Linked DNA regions of Homo sapiens: all the other regions are linked to region 2. Evidence: chromatin contacts called from ENCODE Hi-C or POLR2A ChIA-PET data. All regions are on one chromosome and are shown on one strand. Each heading gives the region's core, a stretch centred on a gene start or an enhancer-like site at or near the end of the contact. The rest is flanking DNA. Distances are from core to core; before and after follow the strand shown.

Region 1 (4,425 bases), core at 1,603-4,102, 40 kb before region 2:
TTGAAGGCTGTTGCTTGGGCAAAGTGTACTCTGCCTTTCAGTGAGCTAATTAAAAACTCCTTCCTTGGGAAGTAGTCTTCATTAGGCTTTAAAAAGGAAAACAGACAAACAGATGCTAATAGATGGTCCTGCTTTTTCACCATTGGTGTTTGTCAACAGCGAGATATTCTTGAAGTTTGCCACCTAAGGGTTCTTCCAGCTTTCCTTATGCCACCAAAAAAGGCCATGTGACAGGACTTGCTTGCCAAGGAGAAAGAAGGATCAGTGCTATCAGAAGGTATTCAAGCATGATTAAGAGCCCAGGCTGCTCTCATGTTAGACAGATCTGGTGGCTAATCCCAGCTCCACTGTCTCCTGGCTCTATCACCTTGGGCAAGTCACTTAACAATTCTAAGCCTCAGTTTCCTTATCTGCAGCATGGGGATGAAAGAGTGTCTGCCTTATAGAGTGAATATAAAGAATGAATGGTATGGAGGCGTGTAATAACTGCTCAGATGGTATTGGTTGCTATTTTTAATAGTATCCTCCCTTTTAAAAGATCCCTCAGATCACTCGAGCCCAGGAGTTTGAGTGTAGTGAACTATGACCGCGTCACTGAGCTCCAATCTAGGCAACAGAGTGAGACCATGTAAAAAAAATTAAAAAATAAAAGAGACCTCATGATTGTTAGCATCCTTATAGGCCTTATAGGGAGACCTGGGAGGTTTCAATGAGGTTCTCTTCCTGGAGCCTAGCCTTAGAGGAACAATGGAAGAGTGATGATCCTGAGGCCTGGTGATCCCATCACTTCGAGTTGAGGTTCCTGTAGGCCAAAGCCCTGCCAATGGAAGGAGTCATAGAGGACTCAAGGACTCAGTTTTTGTCAGGTCAACCCAACTTCAAAGCCTGCTTATTCTAATTACCAGCTCTGTAGCCTTGAGCAAATCATGCAGCCTCAAGAGCCTCAGTTTGATCCCAGAATATCTACCTCCTAGAGATAGTGGAGGAATAAATAAGAAATATAAAATGCTTAGCGTGCTTCCTTAGCAGAATCCACTCAATAACTAGTTGCTCTGCCTATTGTTATTTTTATGGTGCTTGATTGAGATCAAGAGGGTGGCCCAGTGATGCAGTCAGAACATGGGGTCTGAAGTAAAACCATTTGGTTTAAATCCTATTGCTCTCATTCACTAGTTTCGTGACCCCAGACAAATAACTTCTCTGTCTTTCAGTTTCATTATCTGTAAAATGGGGACAGTAATTGTACCCACTTCATGGAATTATTGAGAAGACTAAATGGCTTAAGGCAAGTAAAGTGCTTACAGTCATGGCTGGAACAGAGTAAGTGCTCAATAAATTATCATCGTTATCACTGATATGTACGGATTGCTCTGAGAGAGGCTGCCCCGTTAAAAGAACACACTTGGCAAGGAATGTAATACATTGGCCCTGCCCCCAGGATCTCCTCCTCCTCCTGGGCAGTCTCACTTGTTGCCCCACACCCTGGTGCAACTTCCTTTTCTGATAGTCCTGTGGGACCTGAGCCCTTTTGACTACATTCCAGTGCGTTTCTGCCTGTCTTGGTATAGATCATCACCTGTGACCCAATCTCTTTATTCTCTGATTACTCCACTTGAAGTCCCTGTCCTGAACCAGTCCCCATGGCCCCACCTCATTACATTCCTGCTCACTCCTGTAGCTGTGCCACCCACCCAGGCCCAGATCGCTGTGAGGTGCAGTCCCTGGAGGCAAAGTATTACCCCCGGTCTTGCTGAGGCTTTTGGCCCCCACCCTGACACAAATAGAGAGTTAGAAAACATAACATATTCAAAGCTAGATTGAGTAGATAATGAAATTTCCTGATACTACAGCCAATGTACATACACATTTGACTGATTTACTCTAATATCCCTAGGATAAGGCTAAATATCAAGGCTTATATAGAAAGCCTAGTGCCTGTGCATCTGGGCTGCCCTAGCAAATGGTAGGTTATATCATTTTGGGGTAAAACTCTTAGTCCTCTTGGCACAGTTCCTTCTGGTTAGGCCAGCGTGATGCCCTAGCTCTTGCCCACATGAGGCTGCCATTTCAGACATGATTTCAGGTATCCTGTCTGGGCCTGTAGGTAGATGTTTTTGGATGACTGTGCAAGCTTAGCCCTCCGTGATCTGACTCCTACCTGCTTGCTGAGACTTTTTGGATTGTAACTTTTTTTTTGTTTTTGTTTTTTTTGAGACGGACTCTTGCTGTGTCTCCCAGGCTGGAGTGCAGTGGCGTGATCTCGGCTCACTGCAACCTCCACCTCTCAGGTTCAAGAGATTCTCCTGCCTCAGCCTCCCGAATAGCTGGGACTACATGCGCCCGCCACCACATCCGGCTAATTTTTGTATTTTTAGTAGAGATGGGGCTTCACCATATTGGCCAGGCTGGTCTCGAACTCCTGACCTTGTGATCCACCCTCCTCGGCCTCCCAAAGTGCTGAGATTACAGGGGTGAGCCACCACGCCCAGCCGGATTGTAACTTTTTATTGAAGTATGACATATATACGGAAAAATGTATAACTCATTAGTGTACAGATACGTGAATTTTCACGAAACGTTGAGTAACCAGCACCCAGATTAAGGAAGAGTGGTACCAGCATCCACGGGAGCCCCTTTTGTGTTCTCTTTCCTGTCACTCCTCCCAGCTCTTGCCCTGTTTTGGCTATATTGAGCTAATTACAGTACACACAGCCCCACCCCAGCACACCATTCTCTCTTGCCCTCCAACCTGTGCACAGCCTTGGACTGCCCAGCCTCACCTACTCATTGTTCAAAACTCAGGTGTCAGCTTCCCCTGATGGGCTAGGTCTGCTTCCTTTGTACTTTCCTCCTGTATTTTGTAATTGTTTACTGGGAGCTCCCTGAGGACAGAGACTATCTGAGTCACCAGGTTTCCTGGCACCCATCACACTCTTCGTATAGAGCAAACTCCAGAAATGTTTGCTTATTGCACAGTTTGTTTAAAATATTTGAAGTCACTTCTCACTTTCCTTGATCTTCTCTGACTCTGCCCCAAGCACATATCATTCCTCCTCTGCCTTCCTAACTCCTTTTTACCCCTTCAAGCTTTTTTCAAAACACATAGCCCTTTCTGAGTCTCCTGCCTGCCTCCATACTCACCCTCACTTTTGCTCCGGCTGTGCGTCCGCCCTGTCCACACCTGTCCCAGCATCCCACACTCAGACTTCCCACACACCAACCTACTGACTGTTGCAGCACTGTGTTTCTGCCCCCAGACTGCAGGCCTCAGCCATGCAATAGTTTACTCCACAGAGAGCATTCTCTGTGCCAGCCCTCTGCCACAACAAACCCTCAACCACTATTCTTCAGGCTCTGCTTTATTTGAGTTAGATTTATTTTGTGCTTTGCCTGTGTTCATGACTCTGTGTATTACACTTCATAAGTTTTTCTTCCTCAAGAACATTGGTTTCCTTTAATATTCTCATATTTTTAAAAAGGATTTCATATGTATTGCTGAATGATATTCATTCATTCATTTCTTCATTTGTTCATTTATCACATGTGCCAGGAACTGTACTAGGTGCTGGAGAGCCAAAGTTAAGATAAATGTGTTGCCCTTGAGAAACTCACAGAGAAATGGGGAGAGAGAGAAACATATGCAGATTATTATAAGATAGCATCAGTATTAGGCTTATTAACACAGGGATTAAGAGTGGGTACCGGAGTCAGCTATGTGGTTTTGGTCACATTACTGAAGCTTTCTGTTTCTGTCTTGATTTCTTGACCTGTAAAATGGGTAGAATGTGTGGTTTTTATCTCAGTAAAGCTGTTCTAAGAAGCAGAAATAGAGCTTTCACAGGGCTGTTGTGATGTTTCCTGAGGACCTTTTTGAGTCAGGAACTGTTTTTTTTGTTTTTTTTTTTTTGTTTTTTTTTTGTTTTTTTTTAGGTGGAGTCTTGCTGTGTCGCGTGCAGTGGCGCGATCTCGGCTCACTGCAAGCTCTGCCTCCCGGGTTCACGCCATTCTCCTGCCTCAGCCTCCCGAGTAGCTGGGACTATAGGCTCCCACCACCATGCCCGGCTAATTTTTTGTATTTTTAGTAGAAACAGGGTTTCACCGTGTTAGTCAGGATGGTCTCGATCTCCCGACCTCGTGATCCGCCCGCCTCAGCCTCCCAAAGTGCTGGGATTACAGGCATGAGCCACCGCGCCTGTCCAAGTCAGGAACTGTTCTTGATGCAGAGGATACAGTACAGTGCCTGGCACCTAGCAAGTGATCCATAAATGTCAACTATAATCAACGGTTGTTACCACCTTTGCTTGGGCTCATAGACAAAGTGACCTTTCACCTGGCTATCAAACGAATGCTTTCTACTAGAAAGCGGGCAGAGAAGGATGGCTTGGGCAGAAGGAATAGCCTAAGAACAGACACAGAAGAATGAAA
Region 2 (4,416 bases), core at 1,325-3,824:
AGACCCTCTGAAACATAATCATACCTAACCTAGCAACTCCTGGAGGTAGGCGTTAGATTCTTATCACTCCCATTTTATAGTTGAGGAAATCGATGCTCAGAGAGGTGGGATGATTTTCCCAGTCACACAGCTAGTAAGCAGTGGAGCTGGGATTTAGACTCAGGTTTGTCTGGCTCCAGAATCTATGCTTATCCCCCTGCACCATGCCAAGCTCCGGAGAGATTGCTTTTAGTAGCCTCCGGAAATGGTTCTATTATCCTAGCTTCAGATAAGGGAAAACAGACACAGACAGGTACAGATACGCCTAGATGGTCTGGGGAACCTGAAAGAGTTTGATTTAGGTTTCAAGAGCTCAAGTTCTCTGTCCTAACCTTCCTGCCATTCTCCATGGTCTGTGCACCAATGCACGTGGTTCCCATTCTGTAAAATCTCAAAAGCTGATGCTTCCTTCCCATGACACAGCCTTGGCCTGGCTTCTGACAGAACACCCTCCTTCCATGGCCTGGCAGGCTCCGGAACTCTGGCAGCCTTGCCCAGCTGAGCTCTCCAGCTGTCTGTGGTCCACCTTCCCTGTCCTTGTTCCGGTTAGGCCCAGCCATGGGGTGAAGAGGAGCAGGGATCCCAGGGCACCTTTCCGCACTGGCCGTGCAGCCAGCTCTCCGGCAGCTTTTATTGTCTGCATGCAAAGCCACACATTGCTCCTGGCTAGGCAATAATGTCACCATTTTATGACCTAAGCCAGGCCCACACAGTTGTGGGGACAGAAAATATGAAGAGACCTGCTCTCCCTGCTGTCTTCTCTTCTGCCTGGGTATGAAGCTCTACCTAAGCTCTCCTGCCCCCTGCAAGATTTGTTTCCAGTGCCAGCTTTGTAGGAACAGGGCCCTTCAGGCCACCCCAGTCCCTGTGCAGTGCTGCAGGAGGCTGTAGTCTGTTTTTTTGTCACCGCATTTTCACCAGCCTTTTCATAGAAATGTTGCCGTTGTTACCAGCTACCTGAAAAGCCTGAAGCCAGTGATGTGGATTGTGTTTAGGAAGATGTTCACACTGAGCTATAGCTGGACGCTTCTTAGAGGCTACAGGGCTGCACGCCTTTGCCAAGCTGCGTTTCTGAGGCACTTGCTGCACAGCAGCACTGGAGCATTCTGGGTGTGGACATGTTTGTCTGCACATCTCAGATTCATACCCATTGAGTCACCCTGACCTTTGACCTGCAAGACAAAAAGGTCATTAATCTCTGAAGAAAACCTTCATGGGCTAGGCATCTAGGTACTGTGCAGAAGTAGGCCATGTGCATGTGGTTGAAATGTAGCTGAGGAGGGTATAGATCCAGCCTCTCCCTGTTGGCTTCCCTTTAGCACTTGGTCAGCTCTCGGAGGGGCACCGAGATTGAGCTCTGTCCCCCAACTCTCTCCTGACCAGAGCTTGGAAGTGTGATCAGCACTCAGGAGAATGGTATTGGGCGTGATTAAGAGCTCTGGAGACAACTCCATCGCTTACTAACCTACTCAGTCAGTGCACTTCTCTGAATCTGTTTCCTCATCTGTGAAGTACAGGTGAGAGGATTGCCTACTTTTTTTTTTTCTTTTTGAGACAAGGTCTCACACTGTGTCATCCAGGCTGGAGTGCAGTGGTTGATCATGGCTCACTGCAGCCTCAACCTCCTGGCACCAGCAACCCTCCCACCTCAGCCTCCTGAATAGCTGAGATTACAGCCATATGCCACCACACCCGGCTAATTTTTAAATTTTTTGTAGAGATGAGATTTCACTATGTTGCCTAGGCTGGTCTCAAACTCCTGGGCTCAAGCCATCCTCCTGCCTCAGCCTCCCGAAGTGCTAGGATTACAGATGTGAGCCACTGCGCCTGGCCCAGGATTGCCTGCCTTGAGGGGTGGTTGAGATGTGGTGAGGATCACGTGAGAGGATGCAGGAAAAGGACTTTACACAGAGGGAGTTCAGGAGAGGATACCCATTGCTATCACTTATTATTAGGTTAAAATAATAATTGAAACTGCTATTAGTTTAAGTTAACAAGAATAGTCCCAGCCCTTAAGAACTGAAAAGCTCTGTGCAGTTCACAGTTCTCTTCCTGGAAAGAAGTTCATCGCACTATGGGTCTGTAGACCCTGCTGACCATGTTGTTAGAGAAAAAAGGCATCAGCAAGGAGGCACTTCCTGCCTTGCGTCCAATTGTCAGAGGGGCCTCTGGCAAGGGAGGCTGCCTAATTATCCTGCCAAGCAGTCATTTAAGCCCAGTCATAAAGAATGCTGACTTCATTTGTTTTCTTCCTCTGTGGCTCCTAGGGGAAGGCCCAGAGCTGGCAGAGGCAGAGGGGGACTGTTGATGGGAAATGTCTCTGTGGGCTGTTTCCCTAGTGTTTGCCAGGCCCTCCTCACCACCTCTGGGTATTTCTGGGTCCCTGCAGTTTTCTGCTCTGCTACTGGGGCCTGGCCCATGCCTTGTGGATAGCAGAGCCAGCCCCTTCCTGAAGTCCCCTGAGGATTATTTTTGGTTCAAAGGATGGAGTCAGGAGTCTCTAGGGTAGGCCTGGTCCCTGACTCATCTCTCTCTCTCTTTCCCCTGCCCTGCCCCAGGGAGCACCCCATCTTCTTCATGTTTATCCAGATCGCTGTCATCGCCATCTTTAAGTCCTACCCGACAGTGGGGGACGTGGCGCTCTACATGGCCTTCTTCCCCGTGTGGAACCATCTCTACAGATGTGAGTACTCCCGCCTCTGCCACAGATTTGTGTCAGCCTGGGCCTGGATGAGACTGCTGCAGGGAAAAGGAATTCATAGGCATTTACCAGGCACCTGTTATGCTGGCAGCACTAGGAGGGGAGCAGAGGCATGAAGCACAATATCTGCTTCCAGGTGCCGCGGACTTGTGATGATAAAAATAATTGCCATTTATTGAGCACTTACTGTGTACCTGGCCACTGTGGCTCTCACAGTGTTACATGCATTAATTAGCTCATTTGATCTTCACACCAGCCTTTGAGGTAAGTATCCACGTTTTGCAGATGAGAAAACTGAGGTACAGAAAGGTAGAGCCACTCATTCAAAGTCACGTGACTTCTAATTAGAAGAGCCGGGATTGGAATCCAGATCTGTGAACCCCTACCCAGTGCTGTCCAGCAGGGCTTTATGATGATGAAAAAGTCCTCTGTCTGCACAGTTCAATAGGGTAACTAGCCACTTGTGTGCCTGAGAACCTGAATTTTTAATTTAAATTTCAGAAGCCACATGTAGCTAGGCTACCATACTAGACAGCAGAACTCTATGCCCTGGGCTTTGAACCATTCCCCAGCGCTGCACCCAAAGGTTACTAGAAGGCAGAGGGGCAAAGTTAGACTTCCCTGCCCACTGTGACAACCCCTCTAAGCTCTAACCATCCCCTCTTCAGAGGTGGCTTAGTGGTGACCTATCTGTGCTGCCTAGGCCCCCAGTGCTCTTAGCCCTCTATGGTGGGTTCTTTTCATTGTTTGGGGGCTCCGTCAGGGTAGATATCACAACTCATTCACCTTTGTGTCCCCAGCACTCAGGACTGAAGCTGACACATAGAAGACCTTGCAAACATTTGTGGAGCGGGTTTTTAAACCTCCCCAATAAAGAGGCAGTGTCAGTGGCCCAGCACCACCTGATTCTCTAAACGAGGCATGGAAGGGAGCTGTTGAACTTTCCTTGCCTGCTGTGGGTGTCCAGCAAGGTGTCAAGAATGAACTAGGGAGTGCAGGCTTCAGAGGAAGTGAATCTTTGTTGTTGTTTTGGGTGTCAACCAGGAAGTGAAACTGACTAGCTGTGGGAAGCAGCCTACCTATAGGAGTGTGCCTCTGAGTGAAGGTAAACAGTGGTGTGGGCAGCTGAGCCAGGGCTACGCCTGCAGGTGATGGCCTAGTGGGGCTGTGACCCATCTGGCCTGACTGGGAGGAGGAAGCAGTGTCTTCTGTGGTGACATCCTCTCTGCACAGACAAGAGTCACCCAGTCCAGCAGGTTGAGAGTCAGCTTGGGGCCCCTCGGCAGAGTGGCCAGTGACAAACCATGAGACCACCAAAACATGGACATGCCTCAGTTTGTGATAGTGGATTTCAAGAATGTAGAATGGATTTTTGTGGTTGCCCATCCCACACTGGGCACTCTTTCTCTCTCAGTGACTGTCTTTCATCCCATTTGCTGAGCAGTCTGGAGAGTCACTTGACTCCGATTCCTGGCATTGCCATTACGAGCCCCATGTGTTCTTAGGCACATCATTTAACCTTTCTGAGCATCTGATTTTTCCATTAATCAAATAAAGAAAATAACTCATGAGTGTGTTAAGTTTGAGAAAGAATATCTGTAAATAGCACTGCAGTTAGTATCGTGAGTAATAATTATGCAGGGGAGTCTCTCACATAGTTCCGTGATCAGAGCTTC
Region 3 (3,963 bases), core at 482-2,981, 58 kb before region 2:
AGTTTTATGTATGCTCTGTCAAAAATTAACTCATTTTAAATGGCAGATTTTGATGATACTAACATACTACTGTTGATTTAGGTAGGATAGCAGCATGTCTTCCTCTAAATCTTCTTCCCTTTGTCAGAAGGGTTCATATCGCATAGTCTGGGAAGTATTTAAATCTTGGTGGGATTTGAGTCTTTTTATCCTTGGTAATGAAACTATGTCTACACACAGATGCATCTGGGAGAACTATAGGGCAGAGAGGGGACTGCACCCCCACCCCCTCTCCAGCTGTTAGCCTGCGGACTGAATGCTGATGGTGACCAGTTGGTTATCATGACATTTTACATCTATCTCACTTGACAAAAACAATGTTAGTCTAGTCTGTCCTTTGCTGAGATGGTGCTTCTTGTTTGGAACTCAGAATTTATGTTAAGAGAGCTGCAGGTGGTTTGATAATGGATGATAAAAACCTGTGTCCCCTTAATATGATTAGAGGGTTGTAAATTTGGAGGCTAGGCTCCTGAATTTGGAATGTGCTGAGGCTAACAGTTGGAGAGGAGTAGGGACAGGGGTGGAGTGTTTCCTCTCCCCGACCCCACCATAGTTTTTGGGGATGCAAATGAACGTAGATGCAGCTTCAATGATTAGAAAAAGCCCTTTATAGCCGGGCGCTGTGGCTCACGCCTGTAATCCCAACACTTTGGGAGGCTGAGGCAGGCAGATCACGAGGTCAGGAGTTCAAGACCAGCCTGGTGAAACTCCAGCCTGGTCAGGAGTTTCAACGTGGTGAAAGCCCGTCTCTACTAAAAATATAAAAATTAGCCGGGCGCGGTGGTGGGCGCCTGTAATCCCAGCTACTTGGGAGGCTGAGGCAAGAGAATCACTTGAACCCGGGAGGCGGAGGTTGCATTGAGCTGAGATCGCAACACTGCACTCCATCCTGGTGACAGAGCAAGACTCTGTCTCCAAGAAAATAAAGCCCTTTATTTGAAGTAGGGGAATTATGTCCTGGCAAAACCTATCTTTCAAGGGACAAGGAAAGGGCTGTATAGAGGAGTGGGTGGAAGGAAAGGAAGACTCTACCCTGGAGATTTTTAAAAATTAAAACATTTTGATTTTTTAATATAACTTACATATGGAAAAGCATACCATCTGTCTACAAGCTGATTAGTGATCACAAAGGTAAGATATCCAGGTCACTACCCTTCACATCACTTTTAATCTCTCCTGTCATTGTTTTAAATCTTATCATTGTCAAGACTAATGAATGTATCTAGAAATATTGATCATCAGATTTTAATATATACCCTAACTTCATTTTATACTTATATTTTCTTAAGGGGTGTGTGTGTGTGTGTGTGTGTGTGTGTGTGTGTGTGCGCGTGCGCACATGTGTGTATAATTTTAAAAATTTCCATTGATTTTAGCCACTTTCCTGTCTCTAGCTGGATGCAATAGGGATTTTTAAAAGGGATTTTGTCTACACTTAGGAGAGCTGATATTGGGCCTATGAGGAGAGCCATAATAGTGCCTGTGCTGCTGAAATTGAGGGAGACTAGAAAGCTGAGAATGTGGGGATTGCTGATCTGTGTGCCTTCCCACCTGGAGACTCCTTTCAGAAGATCTTTCTGTTTTAAAGTATTTGAGAAGATTGTGGTTATAAGGAAGTACTTCCATTGCTGGCACAGTGTCACCTTTGCCCAGGATGTACACATCCCGGGTAGTTGCCACTTTCTCTCAGTGCAGCCCTGCTGGCTGGCTTCCAGCCTGGGGAATGAGGTCTGCATTCCCACCTGTCTGTCTGGCTGCCCCTGGATGAACTCTATTCCTTTCTCACAGCCTTCTTTGTGGATCTCACCCACTCCAGGTGGCCTTGTTTTTGCTGCAGAACTCTAGACCTCTTAGCTAGTGAGGCCTCCTTCCTGCTACCACTGCTGCAGCTGTCCTCACTAAGCACTTGATTGCTGAGCCAGCCCCCTTCTCTGTGATAAAAGCACCTTGGTTTATATTTTGTCCTTTTAATTAAACAACCCCAGCTGTGAATGGCACCATAAATCTTACTGATAATTCCCACCGCTTAACTTGGACTCTGCCAACTGTGAGAAGAACAGAGATGATCAAAGGGAGGTTTTTGAAGTTTGTTGCAGGTTTTCAGATTAAGCCTCTACCTAAACCTGTGCAAGTTTAAACTGAAAGATGGTCTTCTAAAAATATTTTTTGGTTAATTTTTTTTTAATTTTGAAAGACCTAAGACATGCAAAAATAGATAAAGCATAGTACATACTTTTGAACCTATTTTCGGGCTGAAAAAAATTTACTCCTACAGCTCTCTCTCTCTCTCTCATACTTTCATCTCCCTATTTCTCCTCCTACCCAGTACCACTGTTCTGAATCTAGTGGTTATCATCCACACACATGGCCTTGACTTTTATTATATATGTTACTAAATAACACATAGTATTATTTTTTATTTTTTTTGAGACGGAGTCTTGCTCTGTCGCCCAGGCTGGAGTGCGGTGGTATAATCTCGGCTCACTGCAAGCTCCGCCTCCCGGGTTCACGCCATTCTCCTGCCTCAGCCTCCCGAGTAGCTGGGACTACAGGTGCCCGCCACCATGCCCAGCTAGTTTTTTGTATTTTTAGTAGAGACGGGGTTTCACCATGTTAGCCAGGATGGTCTCGATCTCCTGACCTTGTGATCTGCCTGCCTCGGCCTCCCAAAGTGCTGGGATTACAGGCATGAGCCACCATGCCTGGCCCCCAACACATAGTATTATTTTACATGCTTTTAACTTCATATAAATGTCACAATGCAGTATATTTTCTAGTGTGATCTGCTTTTTACATCATTAAATTTTTAATCCTTCACAGTTAAGCACAGCTATCTTGGCTCCTCTGAAATACTGTTTTCTAATAGATAGCAGCATTGATTTTATATTGTCTAAATGAGATTCTTTGATCATTAAATCAACAGGGCCACCGATTTTGGTTTGAGAGGCTTTCTCATCTATATTCTGACCCATGTTTGCTTATAAGATTGCCTACCTTTCTTTCACTCTGGAACACACCCATGAACTTGTTAGGACACACCAGCGGAAGGCAAGAGCTTTCCACCCCCATCCCACTCCCTATTAACTATCCAGCTGCCCACCCACACCCAGCTTTCCTCCTCTTGATCATCATGGCCATTCTACGCCTCCTCTGTGGAAGTAAAACATAACCCAAGATCCTGTGACATTTGGGATCATTCTACCTTGCTTGACAATACTTCTTCATGGATGGAACTTTGGAGTCTTTAGGCCACTGATGATAACTCTTCAAATGGCTATGAACTTTGCTTTGCCAGCAAGTCATTCATTTAGCCATTCAACAGATATTTATTGTTTGTCCACTGTGCCAGGTGTTAGGCATACATGGTAAGCAAATAAACATGGTCCCTGCCCTCATGGAACTCTTAGTCTAATGAGGGAGACAGACATTAGTCAATCATATAAATAAGTGAAAAAGTTACTAACTGTGAACATATGTGAAAGAACATATATAACAGGGGGATTTTACCTGGGTGTGGGGTGGTGAGGGAAAGTGTGCCTTCCTAAGGAAATGATGATTTAACTGAGATATAAGGACCATGTGGGAGTTAACTAGGGAAAGAGAAGAAGAAATTATTCCAGGTCAAATGCAAAGGTGTGGGAAAAGGAGGGACACAGCATGTTCATGGTGCTGGAACCCAGAAAGGGGATGGGGAGGGCCGAGTGTGAGATGAGCCTGGAGAGGTAGGGCCAGACCAGGCAGGGCCATGTGGGCCATGGAAAGGACTTTTGTCTTCAGCATAAAAACAATGGGAAGTGAATTGTTTCATGTGTTTTATCTTTTCCTTTTTTTTTTTTTTCTAGTTTAAAAAGCAGAAACTCCTCCTAGAACTGGACCAGTATGCCCCAGATGTGGCCGAACTCATCCGGACCCCTATGGAAATGC

The links. A loop is a pair of places that touch in the nucleus more often than their neighbours do. ChIA-PET counts read pairs that join two places held with the same protein, here RNA polymerase II (POLR2A). Pooled maps may share reads with other maps.
Region 1: a loop to region 2 is called in a map of dorsolateral prefrontal cortex, with 2.0 times the contacts of the local background. The contact joins two enhancer-like sites. A Hi-C loop is called at or near these places in 3 of 168 maps with a recorded cell type or tissue (Right ventricle myocardium inferior, dorsolateral prefrontal cortex and heart left ventricle), 1 of 37 single-sample maps with no recorded cell type and 9 of 50 pooled maps. POLR2A ChIA-PET finds 5 or more read pairs at or near these places in 8 of 52 experiments (B cell, H1, MCF 10A and 5 more).
Region 3: a loop to region 2 is called in a map of dorsolateral prefrontal cortex, with 6 times the contacts of the local background. The contact joins two enhancer-like sites. A Hi-C loop is called at or near these places in 1 of 168 maps with a recorded cell type or tissue (dorsolateral prefrontal cortex), 2 of 37 single-sample maps with no recorded cell type and 4 of 50 pooled maps. POLR2A ChIA-PET finds 5 or more read pairs at or near these places in 4 of 52 experiments (B cell, MCF 10A, Panc1 and 1 more).

Annotation. Positions count from the first base shown.
Region 1 is chr20:34,620,303-34,624,727 of GRCh38, reverse strand. The region is part of intron 6 of PIGU (phosphatidylinositol glycan anchor biosynthesis class U); the gene reads left to right. Among named protein-coding and RNA genes, the nearest start is that of PIGU, 55 kb to the left of the region's middle. Within about 2 kb of position 2,852, at least 4 of the 41 ENCODE cell types and tissues checked have a DNase peak (open chromatin) inside an H3K27ac peak, as active enhancers do; they include PC-3, where a contact is called at or near this core.
Region 2 is chr20:34,579,854-34,584,269 of GRCh38, reverse strand. PIGU (phosphatidylinositol glycan anchor biosynthesis class U) reads left to right here. Exons shown (of 12, transcript NM_080476.5): 10 at 2,598-2,722. Among named protein-coding and RNA genes, the nearest start is that of MAP1LC3A, 23 kb to the right of the region's middle. RefSeq lists enhancers at 74-573, 574-1,075. Within about 2 kb of position 2,574, at least 17 of the 41 ENCODE cell types and tissues checked have a DNase peak (open chromatin) inside an H3K27ac peak, as active enhancers do; they include PC-3, where a contact is called at or near this core.
Region 3 is chr20:34,637,904-34,641,866 of GRCh38, reverse strand. PIGU (phosphatidylinositol glycan anchor biosynthesis class U) reads left to right here. Exons shown (of 12, transcript NM_080476.5): 5 at 3,882-3,963. Among named protein-coding and RNA genes, the nearest start is that of PIGU, 37 kb to the left of the region's middle. Within about 2 kb of position 1,731, at least 3 of the 41 ENCODE cell types and tissues checked have a DNase peak (open chromatin) inside an H3K27ac peak, as active enhancers do.